Regions from separate parts of the Homo sapiens genome. Here region 2 is linked to region 1. Evidence: chromatin loops called from intact Hi-C (ENCODE). Cell type or tissue: endothelial cell of umbilical vein. All regions are shown on one strand. Each heading gives the region's core, and the rest is flanking DNA. Links, peaks and the distances in the headings are about the cores only. Region 1 overlaps MCU (mitochondrial calcium uniporter). Region 2 overlaps P4HA1 (prolyl 4-hydroxylase subunit alpha 1).

Region 1 (16,214 bases), core at 8,215-16,214:
TGCAGAAGGTAGGCATGGCATCTCCCGCCATGCCCGTGAAGTGGTACCACTCCCCATTCACATGGTTGTCACATAGAGGAGGACCTTGAGACTCATCCAACTGGTGGTCAGTGTTCCTCCAGGGCTCATTCAGGCTGATGTAAGCAGAACAAGGATCTAGGGCTGGAAATGAAAAAGATACCTCAGAGTACCTGGAGTGTTTCGGATCACACCACCAACAGCCCAAGTCCAACTTCTTGGTCTTGCATTTGGACATTTTTGAATTCCAGAGAGAAATTAGTTAAGGTCACAAAAAATAGCTGTTTAAGGTTCCTCAGGTTGATTTAAACATGTTGCATAAATGCCCTTTTCAAAAGTATTTCAAACCTAAAGTTAAGTGTTAGCATTGAACTGAATTTTTATCCAGAGTAATTATTTGATAGAAGGATAGTTGATCAGACCAAGGGAGGTTAGGATTAAAGACTCACTGAACTCTGCACGAGTCAGACCACACTCTGAGTATTTTGTTCATACATGGAGACTGTATTATTATTATTTTTGAAACAGGGTTTGGCTCTGTCACCCAGGCTGGAGTGCAGTGGTACAACCATGGCTCACTGCAACCTCCGCCTCCTGGGCTCAAGTGATCCTCCCCACCCAGCCTCTGAAGTAGCTGGGACCACAAGCGTATGCCACCACACCTGGCTAATTTTTTTTTTTTTTTTTGGTAGAGATAGGGTTTTGGCATCTTGCCCAGGCTGGTTTTGAACTCCTGGGCTCAAGTGATCCTCCTGCCTCAGCCTCCCAAACTGTTGGGATTACAGGCATGAATCTGGTGCTCGGCCGGAGACTGTATTTTATGAAAGTAATTGACAAATTTGTTCAGAGAAAGTTGAACAGACTTAGAAGGGGTCCTAAAAATTATTTACAGGAGAAGTTGAGAACTATCATTTTGAAAAAAGAAGATGGAAGAAAATGCATATTAGTTTTTAAAAATCTGGAACAGGCGTGTGAAAGAGGAATTAGCTATTCTGTTACAAGAACAAGAATGAATTATGGGAAAGCACGTTTCAGTTCAGCTATCCAGTCATGGAGAGGCTGTGTCACAGTGCAGTTAGCTTCCAATCCTTGGAAATTTTCAAAAAAGTATTTGGCTGGCCATTTGTAAAGATTATAGGTGGAATTTTGCATTATTAGAAAGTTTGACTTGATCAGGAATGTGTAAAAGCTCATTCCACTGAAAAGAAAAAGGCCTCGGGCACATGTCACCTACTTTGAAATACAGAGTATACTAGCATGTTGTTACCAGAAATATTCTCAAAGTGAATTTTGGTATATATTTTACCAGCTTATTGAAAATACCAAGAACTTTGTGTATTCACAGTTAACCATGGCATTACTATCCTAGCTGTCATATAGCCAAGTTTCTCAGGCATACATATTTAGTGCATAAATTACAAGGACAAATATCTCAACCAAAACATTTTATTGTATGTCATGAAAACATTGGAAAACAACATTTTGGCCAGGCACAGTGGCTCACACCTGTAATCCCAGCACTTTGGGGGGCCGAGGCGGGTGGATCACCTGAGGTCAGGAGTTCGAGACCAGCCTGGTCAACATGGTGAAACCCCACCCCTACTAAAAATACAGAAATCAGCTGGGCGTGGTGGCACGTGCCTGTAATCCCAGCTACTTGGGAGGCTGAGGCAGGAGAATTGCTTGAACCCGGAAGGTGGAGGTTGCAGGGAGCCGAGACCACACCATTGCATTCCAGCCTGGGCAAGAGAGTGAAACTTCGTCTCATAAATAAACAAACAAACAAATAAATAAATAGAAAAACAACATTTTAATGACTAAAGAACCAATATCTCCAATATTCTCATTGCTCCCCTTAACTCCAGGGAAACTAATTAATGAATCAACATAGGTAAATTGTCCTTATGAAGAATCTATGAAACCAAGAAATTCTAGAAAGGAACATTGGCCAGAGAGTACTATATTATCCTTCTTAATGCACATGAGGTTGACTTACGTAACTGATATCATAGGCAGGAAATTCACATTAGGGCCAATACATTTTGTGGGCAGGGAATTCAGTATTAGCAAATACTGCACAAAAATTAAATATGAATGGGCCATGATCACCAAATCTAACTTGTCTAGAAAATACTTTAGATTTTTCCAATCTACATATCCACAATTCAAAGTTAAGTTTACTCTCTAAACTTCAGTCACATGTAGAGAAAAGTGTAGCCCACTGCTAATGGCCTCCAAGAAAATATGACAATGTAAGACAAGAAATAAGTGGGATATTGCATTTTCTGGAAATAACACGCAGGGTTGCAAATGGCAGAAACAACCCTCTTTCTTTAAAATGCCCCTTATGTATCTCGGCTGAACCCTAGACCATAATCCTTTGAGGGGAAGAAATATCCTCAGATTCTTTCTCCCATCAAAAGGGACAAATTTCTTCCTCCTTTGCTCTCCCAGCTGTGACTTTTTCTTACAAATAAGGTTTCCAGAGCAGTTTCACAGGTGATTACAGAGTCATAGAAATATTTGATTCCTCTCCCTGGCTCTAATTTTATAAGAAATGGTTAGATACTTAACTTTTAATCGCTTCTACAGAAACTCCTAAACCTCTCTCAGTAACTATTTCCTTATTTATAAAGTTTTTCCTTCAAGTTAAATGTCATTTCTTGGGCTGTTTGCTAAAAGTTCACTTCCTCCCCTGCTGTAGGGGAGATAGGGTATGAGGAGGAAAAGTTTATCTACCATCTTCTATAACTAATTAAATAATACATATATATTTTTAAAAGTTAACCATCCAATACTTTCTGACATTTAACGTACCCATCCCACTCTACCCCCTTTTAAGGCAGCAATCCAATCTAATAATCTGGCCACTGGTCTTATATCCTGTTTTTAATCTCAGCGTGAAGCCCAGAATCTGGTATTGCGCACATTCATCCTAAAATGCTGATCTATACATCTCAGTGCGAAGGCTTCAAAAAGAACAGCTTCCTGGCCTGCCAGAAGCTCCTCAATGGTTTGCTAAGATGCCCACTTGCCAGCTGCCCCTCTGCTGTCTTCCACCAGGACCACGCAGGGCCAAGGGCAGGGAACCATGTCTGCGTCCCCACCCTTTCGCCCCAGGGTTGAGTCCTCCAACCCTCCAGGTCCTATCCGGCAGACAGCCGCCCCTGAATCACAGCCCCTTTTCGACCCTGTGCCTGAGCTTGGTCGGGAAGTGCCCCTCCTTTCCTGCTCCATCCTCTTCCATCCTCCTCCCTCATCACCCCACTTTGCTTCCCCCTTTCTCATCCCTTCTTTTCCTCTTCTCTCACTTCCCCTGTCCTCTCAGGGCAAACACCAGCTCTAGTTCCCAAAGTTCCCCCTTTATCATGCTTCTGGCATTGAGCCAAATATCATCCTTGAGGAGCTGGGGGTTGGAGGAAAAGATCTGGGAAGGGCGATGGTATATGGAAAGAATGGGGAATATAGGAGGTACTAGAGGGAGAATAGGTAAGGAGAAGGGTGGGAAGAAAGGGGAGTGGAGATTTTCGGGAGGACAACTTTCTGAGCGACCCTTGGGTTAGTTATTGGCAGCAGATAGGGGGTGATTAATGACAGGTAGCTCAAGCATATTTTTTGGAATAGTTTTGGATTTACAGCATAATTGAGATGATAGGACAAAGAGATCCCACATACCCCACACCCAGTTTCCCTTGTTATGACACGTTACCTTTAGCCATACATTTACCACACATTGGCATGGTACCTTTGTCACATTAATGACCCACTATTGATACCTGATTATTAACTCAAGTCCACACTTATTCAGATTCCCTTAGTTTCCACCCATATCTTTCTGTTCCAGGATCCCACATTACCTTTAGGTGTCAGGTCTCCTTAGGGTCTCAAATCACCATTTTTATTTTTATTTTTATTTTTTTGAGATGGAGTCTCCCTCTGTTGCCCAGGCTGGAGTGCAGTGGTTCGATCTCGGCTCACTGCAACCTCCACATCCCGAGTTCAAGTGATTCTCCCGCCTCAGCCTCCCAAGTAGCTGGAATTACAGGCATGCAACACCATGACCATCTAATTTTTTTGTGTGTATGTATTTTTAGTAGAGACGGAGTTTCACCATGTTGGCCAGGCTGGTCTTGAACTCCTGACCTCAGGTGATCCACCCGCCTTGGCCTCTCAAATGCTGGCATTACAAGTGTGAGCCACCGTGCCTGGCCACAAGCCTATTTTTAATGTGTATCCTTTCAGGTACTAGAGCAACCATGAAGAAATAAGCCAGGGTCAATTAGATACTGAGCTACTCAAAAGTGTCAAGAAGGATGGTTCTCTCCATCTCACCCCCACCCTCTGTTCCAGTTAGTACTCACATTCTACTAGAAAAAGATGCAAGAGAGAAATCTGTTAGTAACTGGAATTGAAACTTTTCTTTGCCTGACTGGCCAGTTTTGCACCAAGCCTGAGGAGGGAGACAATTTAAGATTCACTCGATCTGTGCAAAAAGTCTTATTTTCTGACATAAAGACTAATGAGTTTGGTTTATCCAGATCTGTGCCCCCCATGGCAACAGAGCTTTCAGTCCCTTGCCTTCATTAAAGAAAAATTCTATGCTCAACTTTAATTTTTTTTTTTTTGGCTCTTCAAGTTGGAACTATAAAGTGCCTAGAACACAAAGAAGATAGAATTATTTTTACACATACTCCAGGAACTCTTTAGCTAGTGAAAGCTGTGGGATATGGCAGATCCATGGAAATTTTGGAGTCCAGGCAAGAGGCTAAATGGAACATGTAACAGAAATTCTCGGGAAATCTATTTTCAAGGATTATTAGGGACTTTTCTTACAAGATTCTAGAGCTAGCATTTAAGGTACTGGAATCTAGTTCTTAATCATCTGTACATTATAGCAAATTGCCACAACAAAAAGTGCATTGTGCCAAGTTCTTGACATGAGACTCACCCACGGGTGACACGGAGGTGCCTGTGATGAAGAGGCAGGTGAGAAGCAGGAATGGAGGCATCCTTCTGGACCAACTGCCAGAAACACTGGAAAATCCTCTTAATACTGGTGTTCCTTTGTCCCCTTCTCTTTCAAGCACTTTTTTTTTTAAGGCCTCTAGGCTCTCACGAGAAAGACTTTATCAGCACTGGTAGGGGCTTTATCAGAGGAAGAGGATGAGGATGAGTGGGATAAGGTGTCCACAGCTCTGGCCTTGGCCCCAGAGAGAAGCACTGCTTTACACTGTCAACAGGGTTCCTTTATTAATAGTTTTCTTTAGGAAAAAAAAAAAAAAACACAACTCACAATCCCTCATCCTCCTATTGTTTTCTCTCAAGAATTCCCTGCAATGAAACCCCAGTATCTTATCCAGAAGGGAATTCTAAATGAGGGACATCCCTTCACGTCAAATTCTTGCTTTGTGACTTCTAGGAATTGATTTCACAATGTTGCAGCCATAGCACTGCACACTAAACGAGAATGGATGAAGCCAAATCACTGCAACTGTCTTGGTCAGATGGTTGAGGAGCTTATAATAGCACACAAAACAAAGTAGTAAGGACAGGTATGAGACAAGGACAGTATTCTCTTGAAATAAGCTCCTGAGTTTGTTTTATTACGGTCTTTGGCCTCAAAACTTCTGAAAGAAACAAGGTTTAAATTGTGTTTTTACTAATTCAAGCAGCAATACCTCATATTTTTATTGTCTTTACTCCCAAAATTAAAAAATGGTTTAATGTTATTTATTTCACTAATTCTCACATTAAGATGGGGTAGGAGCTTAAAATTAGAAACTACTCATTAAATTAACACTCTGGAAAATTAAATGTCAAAATTTCCTGAAGTTTCACTTTTAGACAAAGGAGAGAAAATGTGCTTCTTAGCACAATTTTTTTTTTCAGACGGAGTCTTACTCTGTCGCTCAGGCTGGAGTGCAGTGGTGTGATCTCGGCTCATTGCAAGCTTCGCCTCCCGGGTTCACGCCATTCTCCTGCCTCAGCCTCCCAAGTAACTGGGACTATAGGCGCCCACCACCACGCCCAGCTAATTTTTTTGTATTTTTAGTAGAGACAGGGTTTCACTGTGTTAGCCAGGATGGTCTCGATCTCCTGACCTCGTGATCCGCCTGCCTTGGCCTCCCAAAGTGCTGGGATTACAGGTGTGAGCCACCGAGCTCGGGCAATCACTGGTTTTTGACAATGACAAAAGTACACATGGTCTCCAGAAGCACAGGGTTTATGGTCAAGCAAGGGGTTTCCATTGATCTAAAATTGTAGTTAGCTACTTCATTACTAACATCAGTGGGACACAGGCAATTTGACCATTAACTTATTAAGTTGTGGTTTGATGGCAGCAATGGATGACTCTGCTGTCTCATTGCAGGATAGTGTTGCTAAGTATCAGTGCTTTAAACAGAAAAAACAATCCCCCACAACTTCCTGCGCCTAGGAAGCCATCTGAGGGCTTCATATGTGTTGCAGAGAAACAGAGGACGTGTGCATGAGATAAACCCAGACTTGTTGCCAGGATTGATTGCTGGAGTCAAGGACTTTCACCAGATAGCCTTTGGTTCTGTAAACAAGAATTCCCAGGATGGTAAGATGTTTTTTCCCCCTTATTTCTATTTTTTCCTTTTTAGTTGACCTGCTCTTTCATTTTTTACTTTTTATGATGAAAAATTTCAAATATATATACAAAAGTATAAAGAACAATAATGAACACTCAGCTATAATAATTACTAACATTCTATCAATTTCATTTACATACCAGTATGCATTTCTAACACATTGTATTTTTTTACATAATCATGATGCTTTTATTACAACTATGAAAATTAGTAATAATTCCTTAACTCATATCCAATCCATATTTAAATTGCTCCAATAGTTCCAAATATTCCTTTTATTGCTGGGTTGAGTCAGGATCCAAACAAGATTTATATATTGCATTTTGATTGTCACTTAAATTTATTTTTATCAGCTGGGTGCAGTGGCTCACACCTGTAATCCCAGCACTTTGGGAGGCCAAGGTGGGTGGATCACCTGAGGTCAGGAGTTCGAGACCAGCCCGGCCAACATGGTGAAACCCCATCTCTATTAAAAATGCAAAACTAGCCAAGTGTGATGGTGCACGTCTGTAATCCCAGCTTCTTGGGAGGCTGAGACAGGAAAATCACTTGAACCTGGGAGGCAGAGGTTACAGTGAGCCGAGATTGTGCCACTGGACTCCAGCCTAGGCAACAGAGGGAGACTCCGTTTCAAAAAAAAAATATATATATATATATATATTTTTATCCATAATGGTCTTCCCCCCTTCCTTCCATTTGTTGAAGAAACCCCATCATTTGTCCTACAGAATGTTCCACGTTTTGGGTTTGGTGAATTGCTTCTTTGTGGTGTCTTGTAGTCTTTCCTCCCCCATATTTAATGTTAATGCTTGTTCATATGTTACAATTTTTCTAAATTATGTGCTATTAGAATTTAAAAACAAAAATACTCTGGTGACATTGAGAGAATTTAATGTACAGAAGGCAATGCTAGAAATAGACCAGTTACGAAGAGGATAAATCAGTCTAGGATATATCTGAGCTAGAGTAACAATTTGAGAGCTACCAACATATAAATGGTAATTTAAATAGGGGAGAGGGGTGAGATCACACCCATGGAAAATGGGGTCCAAGATGGAACCTTGGGGAAGCCTAATATCACAGATGTGGGCAGAGGAATAGGACGCTGTAAAGGAGACCAAGAAGTAGTCACAGATTTACGAACGGAAACCCAAGGGTGGAGTCACAGGAGCTGAAGTTCAAGGAGGAGGGGTTGCTCAGTGAATGATGCATTTATAAAATATTAACATTTATCAAATAAGTATTTTTTTTTTTTTGAGACAGGGTCTCACTCTATAACCCAGGGTGGAGTGCAGTGGCGCAATCTCAGCTCACTGCAGTCTCTGCCTGCGGGGTTCAAATGATTCTCCTGCCTCAGCCACCCAAGTAGCTGGGATTACAGGTGTGCACCACCATGCCCGGCTAATTTCTGTATTTTTAGTAGAGATGGGGTTTTGCCATGTTGCCCAGGCTGGTCTCGAACTCCTGAACTCAAGCTATCCACCCACCTTGGCATCCCAAAGTGCTGGGATTACAGGCAAAGTAGGTAATCTTATATTCAGTAGGATTCATTAAAAATAACTTACACATTTATCCTAAGGAAATATCACAAGCGCACCATGGGAAATAAGGAGCTTGGACTCATTTGGGAGAGCAACAAACAAACGTTGGCAGTGATAAAACTGAATTAAAACTCTGAAGAGTTTCGGTGAAACTGAGCTCTAAAATCTAAGAAGTCCCATTTTTCTGTGAAATCTTTCCAGATAGATTTAAAAAGTCAACCTATTTGTATTTGTTTTTGAAAGCATCCACCATGTGCTTACCACTGCACCCTGACAAGCAGGATACCACATTAGTGTTAACATCACCTCTGGTTACATCTTTTCTACTCACCAGTCACCATGCTCAGCAGTCCTCCAGCCACTCAGTCTGGTACTTGACCACAGGATGCACTGAGGAGTTGTGATGTAGGCGCCATCTCTGAGCCTCAGTTCCTTTCTCTTTAAAGTGATGGTTCTCATCAGAATCACCAGGAGGGCTTGTTGAACACTTGGCTCCACTCCTAGTTTCTGATCCAAAGGGGACCGGAGAACTTGCATTTCTAACAGCTCCAGGAGATGACATGCTGCTGCTCTGGGGACCATGTTCTGAGAACCCTTCTACTTTTTCCACCTCTAAAGTCTATGCTTCCTCAGCAAAACTGCATTACTTACACTCAGTAATAGATTTGACACTATCATTATTTGCCTCTAATCCACTATGCTTTTTTTTCTCTATTGTGGTAAAATATACATAAAATCTATCATTTTAACCACTTAAGTGTACAGTTCAGTGGCATTAGGTACATTCACATCGTTGGGCAACCATCACCACCAACCACCTCCAAAACTTTGTCATCTTCCCAAACTGACACTCTGTATGCATTAAACAATAACTTGTCATTCTTCCCTCCCTCACCCCGGCAGCCACTATGTTACTTTGTGTTTCTATGAATTTGACGAATCATGTAAGTGGAGTCATACAGTAATTGTCCGTTTGTGACTAGCTTGATTCATTTAGCATGTGTCTTCAAGGCTCATCCTTGTTATGGCATGTGACCCAATTCCATTCTTGTATGGCTGAATAATAATCAGTTGTGTGCACACACCATGTTTTGTTTATCCATTCATTTGTTGGCGGACACTCAGGTTACTCCTACCTTTTGGCTATGGTGAATAACGCTGCTATGAACATGTGTGTACACGTTTGTCCCTACTTTCAATTCTTTTGGACATATGCCCAGAAGTGGAATTGCTGGATCATATGGTAATTGTTTCACTTTCTGAGGAGCCACCATAGGAACCATTTTTCACAGGAGATGAACCATTTTACATTCCCGCCAGGAGTACCAAGGGTTCCAATTTCTCACCAACGTTTTATTTTCTGCTTTTTCTGATAATAGCCATTCTGATGGGTGTGAAGTGGTATTTCATGGTAGTTTTACCTTTCCTTATTAGTGATGTTGAGCATCTTTTCATGTTTATTGGCCATTTATATATTTTCTTGGAGAACTGTCCAACTCCTTTGCCCATTTTTTAATAAGGTTTCCTTTGTTGTTCACTATACTTTAAGCTTGTCCTACCCATGGTTTGCAGGCCGTGTGCAGCTCAACACAAATTCGTAAACTTTCTTAAAACATTGAGGGTTTTTTGTGTTTTGTTTTAGCTCATCAGCTATCATTAGTGTTGGTGTATTTTATGTGTGGCCCAAGACAATTCTTCTTCTTCCAGTATGGTGCAGGGAAGCCAAAAGATTGGATACTCCTGCTTTAAACTTCAAATTGTAAGCTCCTTAAAGGCAGGAATCATGTTTTCATTTTCCTTAAAAAACCTAACCAAAACAAACACAACCCTGCAAAGCTTAACAGAATGTGTGAAGTATGTAGATACCATTTGTTGAATGCAAAAAACGACTTAATATTTTCAACCTTGTAAGAGTTGAAGAAAGAAGGAGGAAACACAAGAAGTGGCTCAATAGTCAAAGACAGGTTTATTTTGGGGAGTATTCTGGCTGATTTCAATCAGGAGCATTCTGTCTTACAGACTGAGGGTACTTAAGGGTTTAGCAAGGGAGAGCTTATCGCATGCTCGGAGTGTTTCTGGGTGGAGGAGAATTTTATTTCAAGGGTGGAATGTCTGTTCGGAGGGGAGGTTATCTCGGGGCTGGGATGTCTCTGGTCAGAGGGGGCTTTATCTCAGGGTTGGAAAGTTTCTGGTCTAAGGTGTCATTTATGGTTTATGGTCATGCTGACATTAGCCATTAGGCTGATGTTTTCTGGGCTGGATTTAGGCGGTTTTTAATTGGGAGAACTTAAAATGGCAGTGCTTGTCCAAGATGGCGATGCTTCTGCTCTGTCAAACCTTACCTTCTTACACTTTACATGGGGGTAAGGGTTGTCTGCGTTAGGCTGCTGTAAGCTGCCAGAAGGCAGGACCACAGCTACAGAGGCTCTTTGAACAGCACCTCATATTGCACTCCAGCAACCAGATATTTAATACAAGTTTTTAAATATGCCTGTGGTGATCTTGGCAGCATGTGATATTTCCTGTTTGGCTACCACTGTAAATTTGATACAAACTCTGAAAATAATGAATACTTAATTTTGGTGCGTCTTTGAACAATTTTCTTGAGTCCAGGAGCCCATAGCACTGGGCAATCCAGGTGATCTGATACCACAGAGATTTTTCCTGTCAATCAGGAGATGAGGATTCAGGCTCACTGAGACTGCTGCTGCTGACTTTATTAACGGTTGTACAGGTCACTCAACCTCTTGGTGGCTCTGGAAAATTAGGAAAATACTGATTATCTTAGGTTCAGGAAGAACTAGTGAAATGCCTATTTTTGAAATATAGGCTTAAGGAAGAGCTTAATTTGATAATGATATTTTTATAAAAATGAATTTTAGAAGTAAAAAACTTCCCACCTAGAATCACAGGAAATGTAGTTTTTCTGGTTTTGTTTTAAAGAATGAGATGCTATCGTTCAAAAATTGAATAAGTATTTATTGTTCCAGAAGGTACATTGCTTTTTATACATATTTCATAAATGATACAGGATTTTACACATGTTCAATAGTTTGCTATTTGTTTAAAGAACTTTTCTCCATGTCCTCCCTCCCTTGCTTCCCACACACCCCAAAAAGATTTGCTCGTTGCACTGTGCTGTTTCTTCTTAAAAACCCTATGCACAAACAGGATAAATGGGTTAAAAATAATTCACACAACTTAACAAAAATAAATGAGGGAAGGAGCTGACGACTGGGGGTGGTGGAGGGAGAAGGAAGTGGGCGGAGGGTCAGGAAGTGGAGACATGCATCCTTTCATTCCGTCATGCCAATGAAAGGGGTGTTGGCAGGAGTAGCAGCAGCAGCAGCAATCCTGGCTGGCCTTCAACCTTTGCAAGGCACCTGGAGTCTGGGTTTGTCATTTAAAGTTTTTCTTTTCATACACAATGATCCCAAAGGAGGAAGAAAAAGAGAAAGAAACTCCTTGCCACAATGAGGAAGGATGAATCACGTGAAAGAAAAGGCCAATCAGTGGTGTGGCAGCCCCCATCATCCTTTCCATCCTGCCCCTACAGCAGTTAAAAACAGGATATTAGACACAGATTCCTTTGACTCTTCAAGCGCAGATGTCATCTGGAAATATGGTAGAAAATGTTTTGACAAAGTATAAGATTAATTCTCTTTCTCTCAATTTAAGATAAGAAAAAATAGGGTGAAGAGAGTGGGCTTGAAGGAAGCCCTAGAAATGTATTCCTATATAAAGATAAATTGCACCCTTTGAGATCCACACACTTGATTTACAACTGAAGTTGTGGAGGTGGGAGGGCTCACAAACAGTGTGGAAGTGTGTGTCCTTCGAGATGAACAAAGCCTCCAGACAAGGCAGTCCCATCTGGCTGGCCTGGAATGCTGTCACACAAAGCAGATTAGCAATAAAATTATTCTGGTTGAAATGGCTACAGAGCCATGATTCTTAGCCAATTTGTAAACCTTACATCTTCCTGATTTGGTAGTACAGCTGAACACCCCCTTTCCCTCTGATTTGTGTTCTGGAGGGAGAGGGGATTATCAATAGATAAGTATATAAAGGAGGGCAATTATTCCTCCTGTGAAAGACTAATTAATAAAACAAAACAAAACCAACAACCTCATGCAGTGTTGCCAGTGATTTTTAGACACTGATCCAGAGCACTGGGATATATAGACATTTAAGAAGGTATTAAGAGATAATCTAAAGTGTCAATTATTAAACAGTTATAAGTTGGTTCCAATTATCAAATGGAAAAAATGAGTGTAACCAAGAGGTACAGGTAGGTGGTCAGTAAAGGGATGCTGGAAGGAAAGATTCCTGGTAACTCTGCAGAGACTGGGTCCAATTTAAAATAAATGCTAATGATATTTTAGCATATCATGAGAATTTGCTTTTCTAGTATATTTATTTACTCCTATGTCAAAAATAGGGACAGTTAAATTAAAAACAAATAGAGTCGAGTGGGGTGCTGGTGTGTTACTCTTTTGCTGACTCTGCAAAGAAGATGCAAGAAACGAACACCCCCAGCATTGTTTTCTCTTTATGAATCTCTCAACTATATAACTGCATCATTTTCATCCAGAAACTGAGATACTTGGTTAAGACAATATTCACTAAGCCCTTTGAGCTTATATTCCACAATGCCTGATCCTCAGGTTTTAACATTCCCTTCTTCCCTCAGATCCTTTCTGTTTTTGTTTTATAATTAAAGGTAAAAACGCTCTACCCCCCACATGGCTCCCAGCTTCCACCTGCAATGCTTTAATTAAAAAGGCAAACAGGTGTTCCTTCTGCCAGGATTCAGAGGCTTTTTGCAGATCAATCTTTTTCACCAATTTGTCGGAGAGGCAGATGTACTTGTAATGGGTCTCTCAGTCTCTTAAGGTCCATTTCTGCCTAAAATAGAAACAAAAGGTGAGAAAACTGGCTAGTGAAGCTTTCAATGATATTACTGTCTACCAAGAAAAGGAAACTGTTCTCCATTACTATAAGTCAGAGAGATCATCTCAATAACTCTCAAAATAAGAGTGCCTTGAAAGACAAAGCATTTTAACTCACGGCATAGGACAACAAAGGGTGAATCCAAAATGGAAGCCATCCTTGGCAGTTTCAGCCCTCAACAAAGCCTCCAGAAAAATCAGTGCTATCAACAGGGTAGGACTCAGAGGCTAAGAATGTAAGGAGCATCTGAGACATACATCTTGATGGTGTTTCTCCAGTGAGAAGCCCTTTCACAAGGGCTAAGAGCCAGAACTTTATGCTACTCAAGATTTTAGTTATTTATCCAGTACCTGTTTAAGTTTTTACTTAGCCAGTGAATTTTGGAACAGCGTGTGTAGTCAACTGTAGTACTTTCAAAACTCACACATGCTTGGACTTCACCCGGGAGGAGCTGGACTAACGAGCAAGCCTAGGGTGAGACTGAAGCATCTGTACTTTTAACAGCTCCAGGCATGATTCTGATGTATTCCCTCCAGTTTAGAATCACCATACATAGCAAAGGAAGACAGAACTCCACTTAGGCCAAAGCAGGAAGATGGATTAAGCCTATTCAAAGCACAACCCTATCATCAAGAAGAGACAGGAAAGGCAGAGAAGAGCAACTAAACATTAAAGAGGATGGAAAAGCTTCTAGAGATTGCTGAAAAATCTCTAAAGTCACAAAGACTACAGAGAAAAGGAATGAGGGTTTATTCACCAAAATCAAAGATAACAGAGTGAGGGAGGCACATCCAGAAATTTGAAAGAGGTAGCTTTTATGAAAAATAAAATATATCAATCTTTTCCAAGCATCTTCTAGTTTAATAATCTCTAAACTGTCCCTGGCAAAGATCTCTAGCAGTCTTTCCCTCTTACCTGGGTTTTACTTTTCCCCACTGCTACCACACATTTTTGTGAAAAATCTTAGATAAATTATTACAGAAATAATCAAAAAGCAGAGGGAAAAGTAGAAACAGACAACTACAAAGAAATAAAATGAAAAAAAAAAAAAAGTAAAAGTAGGCCTAAAAATGTCAATGTGCTAGTGTTAACAGGATGGAGCAAACACACCATCTTCTCACTTGCTTTTTATAAAACTTTCTAGAGAAATGTCCATGCCTAAAATAGTTACTGTAATCAACTGAGGAATAATTTATACAGGAAGAAGAGGGTTGGAACATTCCTTCAGTTTACTCATTTGAAGAACCGTGGCTGTGGATAATAATAATAACCATGCAAGATAGGGCTGGGATTTATTTTAATTTTTGTAAAACTTACCTGAGCAATTGCATCCTTGAGTTGATTGTATTTCTCTAGGTCAAAACGTGACTTTTTGGCTCCTTTATGGAAAAATAGTAAGTATTGTCTGTCTCTGGCTTCTGGATAAACATATTCCTAAAAAAATGAAGAAACGGAATTATCAGTCCTTAGCATACTATCTTCACAAAATATTTACTAACTGCTGCTTAGATTCAATACATATGTATGCGTGTGTGCTGACATGTGCTGTGTTAAGTATTTAATCACCACCTGAACATTTCTACTGTGAAACATACAGAACAGTACACACAAAATGTACATCACAGTGAATCATCACACAATGAACATGCTACTCATCACCAGGTTTTATAAAAATAGAACTCTGCCAACAATCCAGAAACTCCCTCTTGCCCCTTCCCAATTACTCATATCTCTTTCCCCCAAAGTAATCACTCTCTTGACTTTTATGGTAATTGTTTTCTTATTTTCTTTATAACTTACCTCCTTAAGCATGTATTCCTAAGTTCCACAACTTAGTTTTACCTGTTTTATGAATTTTATGAAGATGGAGTCATACAGTATATATTTATATGGCTACCTTCACTCAGTATTAGGTTTGTGAAATTCACCTTTTGTGTGTAGCTGCAGTCTATTCATTTCCATTATATTATATTGTGTGACTTCATCATAGTTTATTTAACCATTCTACTATTGATAAGCTTTTGGGTTGTTTCCGTTCTTACTAATAATGCTGCCAAAAGCATTTCTGGATTTATCTCTTCTGCTGGAGATATACCTAGGAGTGGAAATCTTAGATCACAGGGTATGCATGTGTTCAAATGTAAGCAGTGATGATAAACAGTTTCCAAAATGGTTGTACCAATTATACTTCTATCAGCAGGATTATGAGGTACCACCATTCCACACCCTTGCCAATACTTGATATTGCCAGTTTAAAAGACGTTAGCCATTCTGCTGTGTATGCAATACTGTCTCATTTTTAAAAAAAGCTTTATTGAGATATAATTCACATACCATACAATTTACTCAAAGTATAATGCTCAATGGTTTATAATATAGTCACAGAGTTGTACAATCATTACTACAATTTTAGAACATTTTCATCACCCCAAAAAAGAACTCCATACCTTGTGACAGTCAAGTCTCCTCTCCCCCCAAACCCCCAGTTCTAGGCAGCTACTAATCTTTCTTCTGCCTCTGTAATTTGTCTATTCTGGACATTTCATATAAGTGGAATCATACAATATGTGGCCTTTTGTGTCTGGCTTCTTTCACTTAGCATAACATTTTCAAGGTTCATCCATTTGTGGCATGTATCAGTATTTCATTTCTTTTTATTGCCAAATAACATTCCATTAATAGTTATCGGGGAATCTGCCCTGATAGTCACGTAGGTTCTTTTCTATTTTCCCTAAGCGTTGGCCAGTTTGAGAAATAAAGGGACAGAATACAAAAGAGAGAAATTTTAAAGCTGGGCATCCGGGGGGGACATCACATGTCGGTAGGTTCCGTGATGCCCCACAAGCCGCAAAACCAGCAAGTTTTTATTAGGGACTTTCAAAAGGGGAGGGAGTGTACGAATAGGGTGTGGGTCACAGAGATCACATACATCACAAGGTAATAGAATATCACAAGGCAAATGGAGGCAGGGCGAGATCACAGGACCACAGGACCGGGGTAAAATTAAAATTGCTAATGAAGTTTCGGGCACCATTGTCATTGATAACATCTTATCAGGAGACAGGGTTTGAGAGCAACTGGTCTGACC
Region 2 (16,404 bases), core at 4,202-12,201, 160 kb before region 1:
TATCGTAACATTTATTGTGAGCAGTTTCTGAAGGACAAGAAATATTTTACAATCTAAGCCTAGGTATCCTAAACACTTAGTTACTGTCACAAGTGAAGTCTCTATATATTCTTCTGCCTTTTTATTTTTATGTGTGTGTGGTTCTTTAGTTTTTTTTTTTTTTCCTCTCAGATGGGTAGCGTAGTCATCTTTTCTTCTACTAAAAGGTAGTTCAAAATTATGACTAGCAATTCTGAGGCAGTTAGTGGATTCCAGCTTATTCGAAAATTATATCTTTAGTTTCCCTTTTCCTTCTTACTTAGAAATTTGGGACTGAACTTCACTCAGCCCTTAGAAGTAGGCTACATTTATAATGTATCTGTGGTAAAGGTTGCTTTTGAATTGCTTATCCCCTGTCTTCCTCATGTGATTGTTTTTCTGTCTTGGAAAAATCTTTTTCATTTCTTAAAATAAGTAGGATGAGTAAGATTTTAAACTTCATTTGACATCAAATTGAACTTAGTTCCTTTAGCTGATTAGTAAATTCTCAAAGTAAAAGCACCAGTTGCCACCTTTAAATAAATAGCTGTTTCTGTCTCCAGAACTGTCTTTTTTGAGACAGGGTTTCACTCCTTTTGCCCAGGCTGGAGTGCAATGGCATGATCTCGGCTCACTGCAACCCCCGCCTCCCGGGTTCAAGTGATTCTCCTGCCTCAGCCTCCTGAGTAGCTGGGATTGCAAGCACCCACCACCACGCCCAGCTAATTTTGTATTTTTAGTAGAGACGAGGTTTCACTATGTTGGTCAGGCTGGTCTCGAACTCCTGACCTGAGGTGATCCACCCACCTCAGTCTCCCAAAATGCTGGGATTACAGGTGTGAGCCACCAGGCCTGGCCCAGAACTGTTTTTATATAGGTGACTATATGTCCTGATTTACTTGGGGGCAGTAGTAACTTATACCTATTATTTTGGTATAATAATTTTTATTAGTGCCTCCTTTCACTCACAACAGCAACCTGGTTTGGAAGATAAATTATAATGTCTCCTATTTTTATATTACTATATTCTGATGCTTGAACAAGCATGAACTTACCCATGGACATGCTTTGTTTCTCTTCTAATAGATCCTGAACATCAGAGAGCTAATGGTAACTTAAAATATTTTGAGTATATAATGGCTAAAGAAAAAGATGTCAATAAGTCTGCTTCAGATGACCAATCTGATCAGAAAACTACACCAAAGAAAAAAGGGGTTGCTGTGGATTACCTGCCAGAGAGACAGAAGTACGAAATGCTGTGCCGTGGGGAGGGTATCAAAATGGTAAAGTGGAAAAGCCAATTGTGTGTATGTGAATGTGTGTGTGTATGTGTTTGTACACAGTTCTGGAGAGAATCAGTTATTTTATATTTAAGCCTATGTGATAAAAATCAGAATGACTGCATAAAATATTACAGTATGTCAGCTTAGGCAACATAGACCCCATTACAAAAAAATTTAAAAATTAGCTGGGCATGCTGGTGTACACTTGTAGTCTTAGCTACTCAGGAGTCTGAGGTGGGAGGATCACTTGAACCAGGAGTTCAGGGGCACAGTGAGTTATGATTACACCACTGCACTCCAGCCTGGGCTACAGAATAAGACCCTGTCTCTAAAAAACTTTTTTTTTTTTTTTTGAGATGGAGTCTCACCCTGCCACCCAGGCTAGAGTGCAGTGGCATGATCTCGGCTCACTGCAAATTCCGCCTCTTGGGTTCAAGCGATTCACCTGCCTCAGCCTCCTGAGTAGCTGGGATTACAGGTGCCCGCCACCATACCCGGCTAATTTTTGTATTTTTAGTAGAGATGGGGTTTCACCATGTTGGCCAGGCTGGTCTCAAACTCCTGACCTTGTGATCCACCTGCCTTGGTCTCCCAAAGTGGTGGGATTACAGGCGTGAGCTGCTGTGCCCAGCCTAAAAAACTTTAAAAAAAAAATTACAGTATACCATTCTCTCTCTGTGGGTGCCACATTTAATATGTTCCAATTATTAGTAAAATAGCTTTAAAATAAAGCTTGTGAATCATATACTATTACATATGTTTGGGGCAATATTACCTTTTTCATTTGATCCTTCCAGGGTGAAGGATCAAATAAGTTTAAAGGAAGTGATAGTTTTTTTTATATTTAATGCAAGAGAGATTTCAGCAGTATTTTTTTTTTTTTTTTTGAGACAGAAACCCACCCTATCACCCAGGCTGGAATGCGGTAGCGCAGTCTCGGCTCACTGCAACCTCCGCCTCCTGGGTTCAAGCAATTCTTGTGCTTCAGCCTCCCAAGTAGCTGGGACTACAGGCATTCGCCACCATGCCCGGCTAACTTTTTTGTATTTTTAGTAAAGACGGGGTTTCCTTATGTTGGCCAGGCTGGTCTCAAACTCCTGACCTCAGGTGATCCTCCCGCCTCGGCCTCCTAAAGTGCTGGGATTACAGGCGTCAGCCACCACACTCATCTGTTCAGCAGCCTTAATTAGAGACAATAACACTACTCTGTGCATCTTATGAGATACAACAGATTCATCTATACAATAATCCCTTGTAGTTTTGCTCCTAGTTAATCTTCACAAGATTGCTTAGTGAAATGCTTTAGTCTGTTTAATACTGAAAATGCAGAAAGTTTTCAACAGATTTTGTCTTTAATATTTCTTTAAAATATATCTATAAATATTACTTTGTTTATTGTATATGTATTTATAACTCAGAATTCCAGTTCTATAGATGTTAATAGATACTAGGCCAAAAGCAAAAAGAACAAAGTCTGGGGAACATTTGTTAAACAAAGTTGAACATAGGTTTTTGTTTAGCCTCAAAACTTCTCAGAACCTTTTTATGATAATGTGCATTGTGATATGATATACATTCTTTCTCAATATTAATTGATTATGGAACCTTTTGAAAAGGAATTTCATGTGGTATTAGTTTTCAGTTGAACACAGGCTTGCATAGAAGGAGTTAGTGAATTTTTGGAGTAAGTACTTTTAGGTGTAAACATTTGAAAAGTGTTTAACATTTTCTTTACTACTGGTAAACTCAAGCTGGGCTTTGCATTTCGATATTGATGACTGTTGACAGCTTAACCACTAACAGCAAAGTATACAATACGTATGGTGACACTTTCAATAGATAGGTTCATGGAGTCCTAGGAGGACATGCTTGAGCTAATGAGTAAATACAAAGATGGTGACACTGTTAGACTCATTATTTTCTTTTTTTTTTCTCTGAGACGGAGTCTCGCTCTGTTGCTCAGGCTAGAGTGCAGTGGCGCCATTTCGGCCCCTGGGTTCACGCCATTCTCCTGCCTCAGCCTCCTGAGTAGCTGGGACTACGGGCGCCTGCCACCACGCCCAGCTAATTTTTTGTATTTTTAGTAGAGATGGGGTTTCACCTTGTTAGCCAGGATGGTCTTGATCTCCTGACCTCGTGATCCGCCTGCCTCGGCCTCCCAAAGTGCTGGGATTACAGGCGTGAGCCACTGCACCTGTTCCCTCATTAAACATTTTCTTTTCTGTTTCATTACTAAATATTTTAGTATGTATCTTTTAAAGATACAAATTCAAAATAACTACAATACCATTATCACCTAAAAATTCACAAGTTTTGTAATATCAAATATCTAGTGTTCAAATTTCCGCAGTAAGCAGAAATTTTTATTGCTCTTAATAACTCTTAAGGAACAAAATAAAACTGTAGATATAAAACAAAGAGTCTGCTAATTTCCCGGTTTGTTAATGTAACACATACTCAACTTTGCCTAAGATCAAAAGAACATTCTTGCCAGGCACGATGGCTCATGCCTGTAATCTCAGCACTTTGGGAGGCCAAGGTGGGTGGATCACCTGAGGTCAGGAGTTCAAGACCAGCCTGGCCAACATGGTGAAACCCCATCTCTACTAAAAATACAAAAAGTTAGCCGAGCATGGTGGCAGGGGCCTGTAATCTCAGCTACTTGGGAGGCTGAGGCAGGAGAATTGCTTGAACCCAGGAGGCAGAGGCTGCAGTGAGCCGAGATCAAGGCATTGCAGTGCAGCCTGGGTAACAGAGCAAGACTTTGTCTAAACAAAAACAAAAACAAAAAATTCTTTTTCTCAGAATAGCTACATTCATCTCATCATTATATAAAAGACTTACTAAAAATTAAAGCCTTGGATTTGACTCTAGGTAAAGTGCATGGAGAATAAACATGAATCATTATTTGTTTTAGTATACTATTAGTATAATAATTGAAACAGACTACTCATATTCCTGCTTATGTGACATACTTGTTTTTGTTTTGTTTTGTTTTTTTGAGACAGCTTCTTGCTCTGTCACCCAGGCTGGAGTGTAGTGGCATGATCATGGCTCACTGCAACCTCTACCTCCTGGGCTTAAGCAGTCCTCCCATTTCAGCCCCTCAAGTATGTGGGACTACAGGCAAGTGCCCTCATGTCCGGCTAATTTTTTAAATTTTTTGTAGAGACGAGATTTCGCTGTGTGACCTAGGCTGATCTTGGTCTCCTTGGGCTCAAGTGATCCTCCTACCTCAGCATCCCAAAGTGCTGGGGTTATAGGCATGAGCCACCATGCCAGGCCTGACATACTTGTTTAATTAAGAGAAGTAGGCAACAAAATAACTTATTAATATAATACATAGATGATTGAAGGGAATTTGTTTTGTTGACTGCTCTATTTTTATACTGCCTAATAAAAGCATCTGGGATCTTTGTTTAATAACTTATTTTTTCTTTTTCAGAGCTATCCATTTTTTATTTTGCCCTTAAAAAAATTCCTTTTTTTTTTTTTTTTTTTTTGCCACAAGCATTTAACTGTGAGGTATTTAGGAAAACCTAGTTTTTTTTTTCTTCTAGAAACTTTTTGTCTCTGGGTGCTTTCCAGTTACTTTGTGCCATTTAGAGCAATGCCAGGCATTCATTTAATATTTTCATAAACATGGCTTTTTTTTCATATTTAAACATTTGAACTTTATTTTGATGAGTGAAGGGTTAAAAGAGATACACTACCTTTCTCCTTATTTAAGACCTCGCCTCTCTCACCCAGAAAATAATCATTAATACTGTATTTAAAATTCTGAACATCCTGTTTGAGGCAAAATATTTGCAGAGTACTGCTTCTTTTGTATGTTTTTCCAGAGATACTCTGTATATGCAAGCATGATTATTGTCTCTTATCTGCATAGGAATAGATATTAAAAGTATTATTACTGTAATATATTCATCATATTCTTAACTTTATGTTTAGACCCCTCGGAGACAGAAAAAACTCTTTTGCCGCTACCATGATGGAAACCGTAATCCTAAATTTATTCTGGCTCCAGCTAAACAGGAGGATGAATGGGACAAGCCTCGTATTATTCGCTTCCATGATATTATTTCTGATGCAGAAATTGAAATCGTCAAAGACCTAGCAAAACCAAGGGTAAATAATGTTTTCTTTCTTTCTCCTCAATTTACTGTACCTTTGTATCAATTTTTCTTTGTAAAAAAATAGGATAATTGATATACGAATAATGCCACAGATTTTTTAAAGATATTTTGCCTCAGCATAATGGAGTTACTAATGATGCTGTGTTTATGCCAGTTTTTCCATTTGTTATCAACACAAGTAATGTACCCTTAACTGGGTTTTAAGCACTGAATTATGAAAATTATTGTGAGATTTTTATTCACCATTAACAAATTTGTGTTTCACTGTCTTCCTGATAAACTTTTCTCTGTATTTTGGAGTCTTTTAATCTCAGAGGCTACTCAAAGCCCAGCTTTTTCACTTCTGTATTTTTACTGAAAGAATACCGTGGAAGTATTTTTATTCCCTTTTAGGCACATTGTTACTATTATAAAAAGATATAATTGGGCACAAGTATTATGTTAATTTGAAATGGTGATAGTTTTCTGACTTTAACCCACAGAATTTATCTTAAAAAGAAAAAGAATCTAACGTAAACCCAATCTATAAGCTTAGTGTTGAGCATAAAAACTCTTTAGTGAGAATGTGGAAAAGACTACCCTTTATGCTCTTGCCTTTTCCCCCATCAGCTTGTTCTTAAAACATATTTGGTCTTCTTGATAGTAAAATACAAGCTGCCATCACTTTCATAAAGAGATTGTTGAATAAATTCTAGGCATGCTTTGCTGTCTTACACAGGAGTTGGCAGATTTTTTCCATAAAGGTCAATATTAGATATTTTTTAGGCTTTGGAGGCCATATGATCTCTGTCATGACTATTTAGTTCTGCCATTATAGTGCAAAAGCAGCCAAAGAAAATATGTAAATGAAAGAGTGTGGCTATATTACAGTAAAATTTTATTTCCAGTGGCAGGTAGCAGGCTGAATTTGGTCTGTGGCCATAGTTTGTTGACCCTTATTATATCAAAGGTTTGAATTATCTGGATATCTATACTACAAAATGAAGTTAGAATTTCTTTTAGAGTTTTTCTGCTTCTCCAAATTGGTGGTTTTTTTTTTTTTTGGCCAAAGATTACATTATAAATGCAAAAGACTGGTCTAACATTAATATATATTATTGGTGCCATCCAAGGTAATTAATTCATTTCAACTTGGAGATCAAGTTATATTCTGGAGATTCCTCAATTTGGATTGTTTTTGATCAATAAATTTAATGGCAATAAAATTTCATGCTCTCACAACCTCAGAATCATCGTTCCATTAAAAAAAATTGAAATTATTATCTAGGCGGTCACCTCTTTCTTGCTGTTTTTAACATTTATGAGCTCTTTTCCTCTGCCTTTGTTCTCAGTCCAAGATTATTTCACTGTATATGTTAATGAGAGTGGCTATCTTGAAGGGACAAAAGATTGACCTTAAAATGAATTTTAAACATTAACCTGTGCAAACAGTTCCATCACTAAAAAAAATTAAAGTCAAAGGTTTTGGAATGGATCATTAATTGCAAATAGGCATTCTTCTTTTTTTCCCCTTCTCTCCCCACCCCCAGATGGCTATTTTAACTGTAAATTAGACTTCAAATTTTAGATATGTCTCTTTTTCTTACTGTCATGTCCTTTCACCATTGAAAGAAATTTAATTTCCAATCTCTTTTGTTTGTATGTCCTCCATCTATGCAAAACAAAAAATTGAAGAAAAAAAAAAAACCCCAAAAACCTAAAAAACTAACTGGCTTTCAAGGCTCAGCACAAGGTGACTGGAAGTGTATGGAGTTATTTTCTCTTTTTAGCCTCCTTTGTAAAAACCCTGGAATTCTGACTGGTTGGGTAAATGTGATTCAGTTTTTTGTTTTGTAATGCAACTATTTTGATGGTTGGCTTCACAGCTGAGGCGAGCCACCATTTCAAACCCAATAACAGGAGACTTGGAGACGGTACATTACAGAATTAGCAAAAGGTAAGAGATGTGTATGCTGCATATTTTGCCCTCTAATGAGTGTTTTATACATCTTACAGGAATTATTCATTTAAGGAAAGTGGGTCATTTTCAGTCACCAGCTCAAGTCACCACCCTGTATATAAACAGGATAACGCATGGATAAACTGCTTTGTGTTTCACAGGTCTTTCTCCTTCACTAGAAGTTCTGTTTTTAACCTTTAATTGGTATGTTATTTTTAGGGAATTAATATGCTTTTTATCTTTCTTCAGATCAGGTGTCAAATATCCAGGAAGTGGCCTGATACTTGTTTTCTTTTTCCCTTTTGTTGCCAAAGGGGGAAATAAAGCAGCAGCCTCCTGAATCTGGGAGTAGTAGTCTTCACCTATGCAGTTTTCTCATATTCATAAATGCTGCGGTGATTCATATCCTCCTTCATGGTGATTACGTTGGCATTTGTTCATACATCTTGTAAAATAACATTGTCATTATGTAGTAATCTGTATTCCTCCTGTTTGAGTTTTTTATTTAAAAAAATTCGCTGACTCAAAAGTTGGCAGTAGGAAGAACAGAGTTACGCTTCTGAGCTCTGTCTTCCAAAAATTAGTTGTAAACTTAGTTGCCTTTTACTTTGCCAGAGAGATTTAAAAACAGTTTTATCTCAGTGAGAGGTTTGAAAAATGAATTTAAGGAGTCTACTATTTTTTTTCAAAATATTTAAATAACTTCTAGATCTGAGAAAGTTTCTGTGAAACCCAGTGCTATAAATCATTTACATACAGCTTCAAATGATTTTTTGTTTAAAAAAAGTGAAAGGACAATAAATCTACAACAAAAATCTGTCAACTCATTTTCTCTTGATTTGGAAGTGGCTGTTCTTACTGCCACTTTTCTAAATGTTTTTGTGGATTCGAGACCATTACCCACCATCCAGACCAATCTGAACCCTTCCAATCACCTGTGGCTTGGCAAAACAAAACAAACAAAAAGCCCAAAATTGCCTGCTACTGGAGTAAGTCCTTGTCCTTTCTCTTTTTTTGTAGCTGAGCCGAGCTACAGTACATGACCCTGAGACTGGAAAATTGACCACAGCACAGTACAGAGTATCTAAGAGGTAAGGGAGTAATGGAGAGAACTTTAGTCATATTTGGACCATTTCTTTCTTGGGAATCTAATTTTCTGAAAACTCATGATATAGTTTCTAAGACCTAGGTGGTTAGGCATAGATGTTTGATAATATCTGTGCTGGAGTTTTCATGACGGACTAATAAACATGGTTATGGGGCAGTTAATAGGGGTTTTCCAAAGTAACATTAACTTACATAATGTCTGTTGAGGCTCCCCAAACTTTGATAAGTGAAATGTGTTCTCATATTGAACTAAGAGAAGTTCCCAAATTCCCTTCATTAAACAAGGCCTCTTTTGGACTCTGCAGTAAAGCAGGGGTTTAAAAATCTCAGGGTCACCTAGTAGCTGCAGGTATTGCGTAAGTAAGTGCCTTTATAACAAAGCCTTTGCAAGTTCCTTGCTTTTAACAGTGTTTAAAGATAATCTTATTAGGTTATTAGTTGATTGATCACTAAAATGTTTTTTAAAAAGAGCTCACTGTGTAACTTAGAGCTCACAGAATTGGGTGACAGTATTACAATAGAACTCCTTTTCCATCTACTTGTGAAGGTTTCTCGGCTCTCATGAAAATAGAAATATCTTTGTGCTGAATTTTTATTCTAACAAGTAGAATATTTATCCACAGACACAATAACTAATGAAATATAACAAACATAAGCCCCATCCATCTCATTAGGAACATCTTAATACATTTTCACTTGTTTATACTTGATAATGATTGTTTAGTCATGTTATTTAGATTAACAAATGTGAATAATAATTATAGTAACAATCCAGAAGATACTATCTTTAACACAGCCTTTTTATAGGTCTTTAACACAGGCTTTTTGTTTTAGGAAATTCATATTTTTGTTAATTGTATAAATATTTTTAATATAGATAAGTATAATGTGATAAATAAAAGATTTTCAGGCATAAAAATGTGTCACTGTAGGACAAGGTTTCTTAACCTTATCAATAGCACTATTGACATTTTGAGTCAGATAATTCTTGTTCTTGGGGGCTATCTTCAGCTTTGTAGGATGTTTAATAGCATCTGTGGTTCACTGGATGCCAGTAGCACCCTTCCTTAAGTTGTGACAATCAAAAATGTCTCCAGACATTGTCAAATGTCCCCTGATAGGTAAAATCCCCACCACTACCTCTAGTGACTCCACCCCTGTTGAGAATTAACTGTTCTAGGATAAGAATGGAATGAAACTATAACATCAAGAAAAAAAAAAAAGATGTAAAATGTCCAAGTATTAAAAAATATTTTGTTCACATATTTTAAGTGGATGATGGTGGATATCAAATCATTATGGTATTTAGATTCCAGTGGATACATTTAAAGTAATCATTTTTTAGAAATTACCAACGTTTTCAATATGACAATTCAATCATTCGAAACTAAATTATGAAAAAATTTAGTTGTCAACTAAAAAATTTATGCAAAGGCAAACATAGATTTTAACAGGCATTTTAGGAGGTACTCAGAGAAATTTTGAAGATTACTGCTGTCTTCAAAAAGAAAAAGATTAGGCTGGACCGAATGTGTTGATTCAGCATTTCCTTTTTCTTTTTTGGGCAGGACCATATGCCTTTTATATATTAACCTTAAACGTTACTATACACGTCTTGGTTTCTTGTCTCTGCTGTATAACACCACCTGCCCTTTTGCCCCAGTAAGAGAGAAAAATTTTTTTTCTTGCCTATCACTAGCTTCATAGCTGAGACCCCTATAACAAAAGACAGATTAACAAGAGAAAATCATACAAATTTATTTAATACAAAATTTACTTGACAAGAAGCCTTTAGAAATGAAGACCGCAGCCTGAGCAACATGTTAAAACCCCAACTCTACAAAAAATACAAAAAAAATTAGCCAGGTGTGGTGGCATGTACCTGTAGACCCAGTTACTTGGGAGGCTGAGGTGGGAGGATCACCTGAGCCTGAGGAGGTTGAGGCTACAGAGAGCCACAGTGAGCCATGAGCATGCCACTGCACTCCAGCCAGGGTGACAGAGTAAGATCCTGTCTCAAAAAAAAAAAGAGAAAAGAAATAGAAAAAAATGAGAACCCAAAGAAACAGGGAAACCTGTGTATTTTTATGCTAGGTTTGATGAGTGGATAGTCATACAGAAGTATGATGAACAAAGGGGATATGATCTAATGGTAATAAACTGGGGGAAACTTAGCAAAGCCTGTTTGTTCACATACCTCTTGGTATCTCTGTGTCTCAGGATAAGGATGTTCATTTCTTCCAGGTAGAGAGAGGATACTTCTGGATTGAAAGTCTTATACTACTTTAGAGGAAGGTCAGAGAATTCTTTTTTTTTTTTTTTGGGGGGGGGATGGAGTCTTGCTCTGTCGCCCCCAGGCTGGAGTGCAGTGGCGCAATCTTGGCTCACTGCAAGCTCCGCCTCCTGGGTTCATGCCATTCTTCTGCCTCAGCCTCCTGAGTACCTGGGACTACAGGCGCCCGCTGCTGCCCGGCTAATTTTTTGTATTTTTAGTAGAGATGGGTTTCACCGTGTTAGCCAGGATGGTCTCGATCTCCTGACCTCGTGACCCGCCTGCCTCGGCCTCCCAAAGTGCTGGGATTACAAGCATGAGCCCGTGCCTGGCCTAGACAATTCTTTTATAGCCTGCTTAAGGGGAAAAGAGTGGGAGAAGGTCAGAGAGACCTGCTTCTGCTCAAATGCTACAGTGCCATATTTTGGGGTTGAGTGTCCTGAACCCCATTAGAAGACATGAAGAAAATTTAAATTTGCCATAATATGATTTTCATTTTAATCACAGGAGCAATTATCCTTAAGGAACACTAATAGATAGTAAGGATTTGCAGAAACTAATTTGCATAGACATGTTTTGAGATATGATTTACAGTGCTTCTGAACATTGCAATTAACCCGATTTTTACATTAAGCTAATTTTCCATTCTATTACAGAACCTAATTCATATCTACAAAAAACCCCTTCTTTAAAAAAAATAAAAATTAAACTGTTAACAGATTTTATCAGATTATTGCATGGTTTTACACATTTTTTGTCATAAAGTTTGTAAATAGCTAAATCCTCTAGATTTGCATGCTTCTAGGAAGCATATAAAACAAAATTACGGCCAGGAGTGGTGGCTCACGCCTGTAATCCCAGCACTTTGGGAGGCCAAGGTGGGTGGATCACAAGGTCAGGAGATCAAGACCATCCTCACAAACATGGTAAAACCCCATCTCTACTAAAAATACAAAAATTAGCTGGGTGTGGTGGCGCGCCTGTAATCCCAGCTACTCGGGAGGCTGAGGCAGGAGAATGGCTTGAACCCGGGAGGTAGAGATTGCAGTGAGCCGAGATCATGCCACTGCACTCCAGCCTGGCGACAGAGAGAGATCCATCTCAAAAAAAAAAAAAAAAAAATTCATGAATTCGATGTTTTGGAAGACTGTTTGTTTTTGGAAATTTTCTATGTATGCAATGACCCTTTTGAAGAAATATCCAGCCCACAGTCAATGGACTGTTGCCAATAAATCAAAATAAATCACTGTAGGAAAGTGATCTATACACTTAAAAAAAAAAACTAAATATTGCTAAACATTTCAAACCTATTTTTTAAATATTCTAACTTTGTAGCTCTTAAGCAGTTTTATTGGATTTTTGAGAAAGGTACAACCATACTTACATATTATAAATGATAGCAGAAGGTATTTAGCTACTAGCATTAGAAGGCCGGGCATGGTGGCTCATGCCTGTAATATCAGCACTTTGGGAGGCTGAGGTGAGAGGATGGTTTGAGCCCAGGAGCTTGAGACCAGCCTGGATAGTATAGCTAGACCTTGTCTCTATTTACAAAAAATTAAGAAAAAAATTAGCTGAGAGTGATGGTGCACGTCTGTAGTCCCAGCTACCCAGGAGGCTTAGGTGGGTAGATCACTTGAGCCTGGGAAGCAGAGATTGCAGTGAGCTGAGATTGCACCACTGCACTCCAGGCTGGGTGACAGAGCAAAAACTCTGTCTCAAAAAAAAAAAAAAAAAAAAAAAAGGCCATCTCAGTTGCCAAATGGAAGAAAATTCGTGTTCTGATGTCAGTTAATTTAATCCCTTGTAGCCTGGGAACATCTGTATTTTGAATGATTTAGAAAGGAATTTCAAATATCTGTATTTAGAGAACTGTCTAAGCGATGACATCACTTTCAGTGGAAGTAATAATTTGTTCCAGCATTTCAGCAAATAGAATTTTTTTGGCAAAATATTTTTGGAACTCCTTTAGTATTTAAAAAACATAAAACAGGCGGGGCATGGTGGCTCACGCCTGTAATCCTAGCACTTTGGGAGGCCCAGGCGGGCAGATCCCGAGGTCAGGAGATCGAGACCGTTCTGGCTAACACAGTGAAACCCCATCTCTACTAAAAATACAAAAAAATTAGCCGGGCATGGTGGCGGGTGCCTGTGGTCCCAACTACTGGGGAGGCTGAGGCAGGAGAACGGCAGGAACCCAGGAGGCAGAGCTTGCAGTGAGCTGAAATTGCGCCACTGCACTCCAGCCTGGGCAACAGAGCGAGACTCAAAAAACAAACAAACCCATAAAACAAAAAAGGCTTTTTTTTTTTTAAGAGGCAGGGTCTTGCTCTGTCATCTAGGCCTAAGTCCAGTGGCATGATCATAGCTCACTGCTCCTTCCAACTCCTGGGCAGAAGTGATCTTCCTACCTCAGTCTCCCGAGTAGCTGGGAATACAGGTGCTCACCACCATGCTTGGATAATTTTTAATTTTTTATTTTGTAGAGACAGGGTTTCACTATATTGCCTAGGCTGGTCTCAAACTCCCGGGCTCAAGTGATCCTCCCAGAGTATTGGTATTACAGGCGCGAGCCATTGCATCCAGCCAAAAAAGGCTTTACTTATGTTACTGACAATCTGTTAACTTTTGGCAAGTCATCTCTGTCTTTTCCACTATTAAAAAGCAAATAAAGGCCGGGCACGGTGGCTCACGCCTGTAATCCCAGCACTTTGGGAGGCCGAGGCGGGCGGATCACGAGGTCAGGAGATCGAGACCATCCCGGCTAAAACGGTGAAACCTCGTCTCTACTAAAAATACAAAAAATTAGCCGGGCGTAGTGGCGGGCGCCTGTAGTCCCAGCTACTTGGGAGGCTGAGGCAGGAGAATGGCGTGAACCCGGGAGGCGGAGCTTGCAGTGAGCCGAGATCCCGCCACTGCACTCCAGCCTGGGCGACAGAGCGAGACTCCGTCTCAAAAAAAAAAAAAAAAAAAAAAGCAAATAAAAACCCTAAGAATTTACTACAGCTTGTAAATGAAAAAGCTAATAATTTTGGGTAGATCAGAGAAATGGAATTTGAAGTTTTTGAAATGTAAACATTCAGTTTTGTGCTCTGAAAAGATAGTTAAGTGAACTCATAAAGTCTAGTTAAAGTAATATAAATAATGACCTATGCAAATAAACAATAATCTGTTTAGAGTGGTAGAAAAGCTTTTTTGATTCTGGTGGGAAAGTGATTTTCATTTTTTTACTCTGAAGTGATGATTTCCTACAATACGGTATTTATGATATCATGAATGTAACATGATATATATGTATATGTGTGTATTTATTTATTTATTTTATTTTACTTTATTTTCTTTCGGAGACAGGGTCTCACTCTGTCGCCCAGGCTGGAGTGCAGTGGCACAGTCATGGCTCACTACAGCCTCCACCTCCCAGGCTCAAGCAATCCTCCCACCTCAGCCTCCTGAGTAACTGGGGCTACGGGTGCACACCACCATGCCCAGCTAAGTTTTGTATTTTTGTAGAGATGCGGTTTTGCTTTGTTGCCCAGGCTGGTCTTGAACTCCTGGGCTCAAGTGATCATCTCACCTTGGCCTCCCAAAGTGCTGGGATTACAGGCATGAGCCACCATGTCTGGCCTTAAATATATCATAAATATGTTATTTAGGCTTAAGATTTTGTTTACCCTTGTTACTAAGGAGCAAATTAGTATTAAAGTATAATATATATAAACAAATACAAAAAGTTTTGAGTGGTTCAGCTTTTTTATTTTTTTTAATGGCATAACTTTTAACAACACTGCTCTGTAATGGGTTGAACTGTGGTACTCAGACTGAGATAACTGAAATGAGTGGATGTATAGTGTTATTGCATAATTATCCCACTATGAAGCAAAGGGACTGGATAAATTCCCAGTCTAGATTATTAGCCTTTGTTAACCATCAAGCACCTAGAGAAGAATTATTGGAAATTTTGTCCTCTGTAACTGGCACTTTGGGGTGTGACTTATCTTTTGCCTTTGTAAAAAAAAAAAAAAAAAAATATATATATATATATATATATATATATATATATATATATATATATAGTGGTTTTCGATTAGCTAATCATAGAATATTCTTATGTGTGTGTCGGGTTAGAAGAAGGTAGTGATCATGTTCAAATTACATTACTGACATTTTTCTTTGGAGCTTTCCTTACTCACATATTAGAAGTGTAGTTTTGCAGTGTGAGAATGTTGCTCCCTTACTCTGCGCATTCTAGTGGTATTTTACAAAATCATGAAGTTTTTTTTTTTTTTTTTTAACAGCGGAAACTCAGTAGAAAGGAAAAAAGCATAGAAATGTTACTCTAATTGAATGCACAGCTTTGGCTTCAGGTCCTGTCATTAAGGCCAAAAGGAACATACTTTGGGCTATTTAATTTTTAATGGAAAAAAAAGGACACATATAAAGTTATCTGAAGAAATAGTTCTTTTTTCTCCTGGCACTAAATTGTGTTTTATGGGGAAAAACACTGTATAATTAGTTGACATTTTCAATTACAGTTATACAAAAGATAAATGATCTTCAAATGATTTTTCCTATTAAATGCTATAACATTAAAAAAAAATCCCAACTCAGTTAAAGCACTGGGTACTAGAAAGCAAAACCTCTGGATTTCTTATGATTTAATCTAACACAGGAATAAGACTTCCAGGTCCTAGAAGAATGGACAGTTAACATACATTACAGTATAATGGTCTCCACTGAATTTTAGTAATGTTACAATGTAAATTCAGAGCTGAGTTTTTAGATAACCTATTATGTCTATAATAATGTCACTGAAGACAGATTAGCAGTAATTGTTAAGGATGGGATCCAGATGAGTAACTTGAAGATAGTTCTTAAACTAAGGAAAGTCTTAATGTATTTTGGGCCAGGTGTGACGGCTCACACCTGTAATTCCAGCACTTTGGGAGGTCAAGGCAGGTAGATTGCTTGAGCTCAGGAGTTTGAGACCAGCCTGGGCAACATGGTGAAACCTCATCTCTACAAAAAAATACAAAAATTAGCCGGGCGTGGTGGTGCATGCTTGTAGTTCCAGTTACTCCGGAGGCTGAGGTGGGAGGATTGCTTGAGCCCGGGAGGTAGAAGTTGCAGTGAGTCGAGATAGCGTCATTGCACTCTAGCCTGGGTGACAGAACCAGACTCCATCTCAAAAAAAAAGGGAGTGTTACTATATTTTGGAGGGGATTTTACATGAAAGTCAAATTAAATGAAATAACTTCCCATGCATCAGTAGAATTCATTTTCCTCTGTAGTGACTACAACAGAACTACAATTAAGATGACAGTTTGACAGTTATTTTTTTTTTAACCTACAATCAACATTGGTTTTAACTGCTAAGCCTCAAACCCTTCATCAAGATTTTTTTTTTTTTTTTTGAGACGGAGTTTTGCTCTTGTTGCCCAGACTCGAGTGCAATGGCGTGATCTCGGCTCACTGCAACCTCTGCCTCCTGGTTCAAGAGATTCTTCTGCCTCAGCCTCCCAAGTAGCTGAAGTTACAGGTGTGCACCTTCACACCTGGCTAATTTTGTATTTTTAGTGGAGGCGGGGTTTCACCACGTTGGTCAGGCTGGTCTCGAACTCCTGACCTCAAGAGATCCACCCGCCTCAGTCT

The links. A loop is a pair of places that touch in the nucleus more often than their neighbours do. Peaks named below come from ENCODE experiments on the same cell type or tissue, not always from the same donor. Only the 100,000 strongest peaks of a DNase experiment are listed, where the experiment ranks them.
Region 2: a loop joins it to region 1, with 9 times the contacts of the local background. A loop is called at or near these places in 2 of 110 quality-filtered maps.

What each region holds. Positions count from the first base shown.
Region 1 is chr10:72,882,612-72,898,825 of GRCh38, reverse strand. It overlaps MCU (mitochondrial calcium uniporter), which reads right to left. Exons shown (of 8, transcript NM_138357.3): 7 at 14,444-14,560; 8 at 11,132-13,081. The coding sequence ends at 13,004. OIT3 (oncoprotein induced transcript 3) reads right to left here and starts at 5,087. Exons shown (of 9, transcript NM_152635.3): 1 at 4,967-5,087; 2 at 1-162. The coding sequence starts at 5,027. RefSeq lists a silencer at 1-69 and an enhancer at 11,521-11,815. In endothelial cell of umbilical vein, for the core only: no CTCF peak of the experiment used is centred there; a DNase peak (open chromatin) is centred at 11,695; H3K4me3 peaks cover 176 bases; H3K27ac peaks cover 1,847 bases.
Region 2 is chr10:73,035,950-73,052,353 of GRCh38, reverse strand. It overlaps P4HA1 (prolyl 4-hydroxylase subunit alpha 1), which reads left to right. Exons shown (of 15, transcript NM_001017962.3): 7 at 1,105-1,301; 8 at 5,253-5,429; 9 at 7,303-7,373. Among named protein-coding and RNA genes, the nearest start is that of P4HA1, 53 kb to the left of the region's middle. In endothelial cell of umbilical vein, for the core only: no CTCF peak of the experiment used is centred there; a DNase peak (open chromatin) is centred at 7,753; H3K27ac peaks cover 1,971 bases.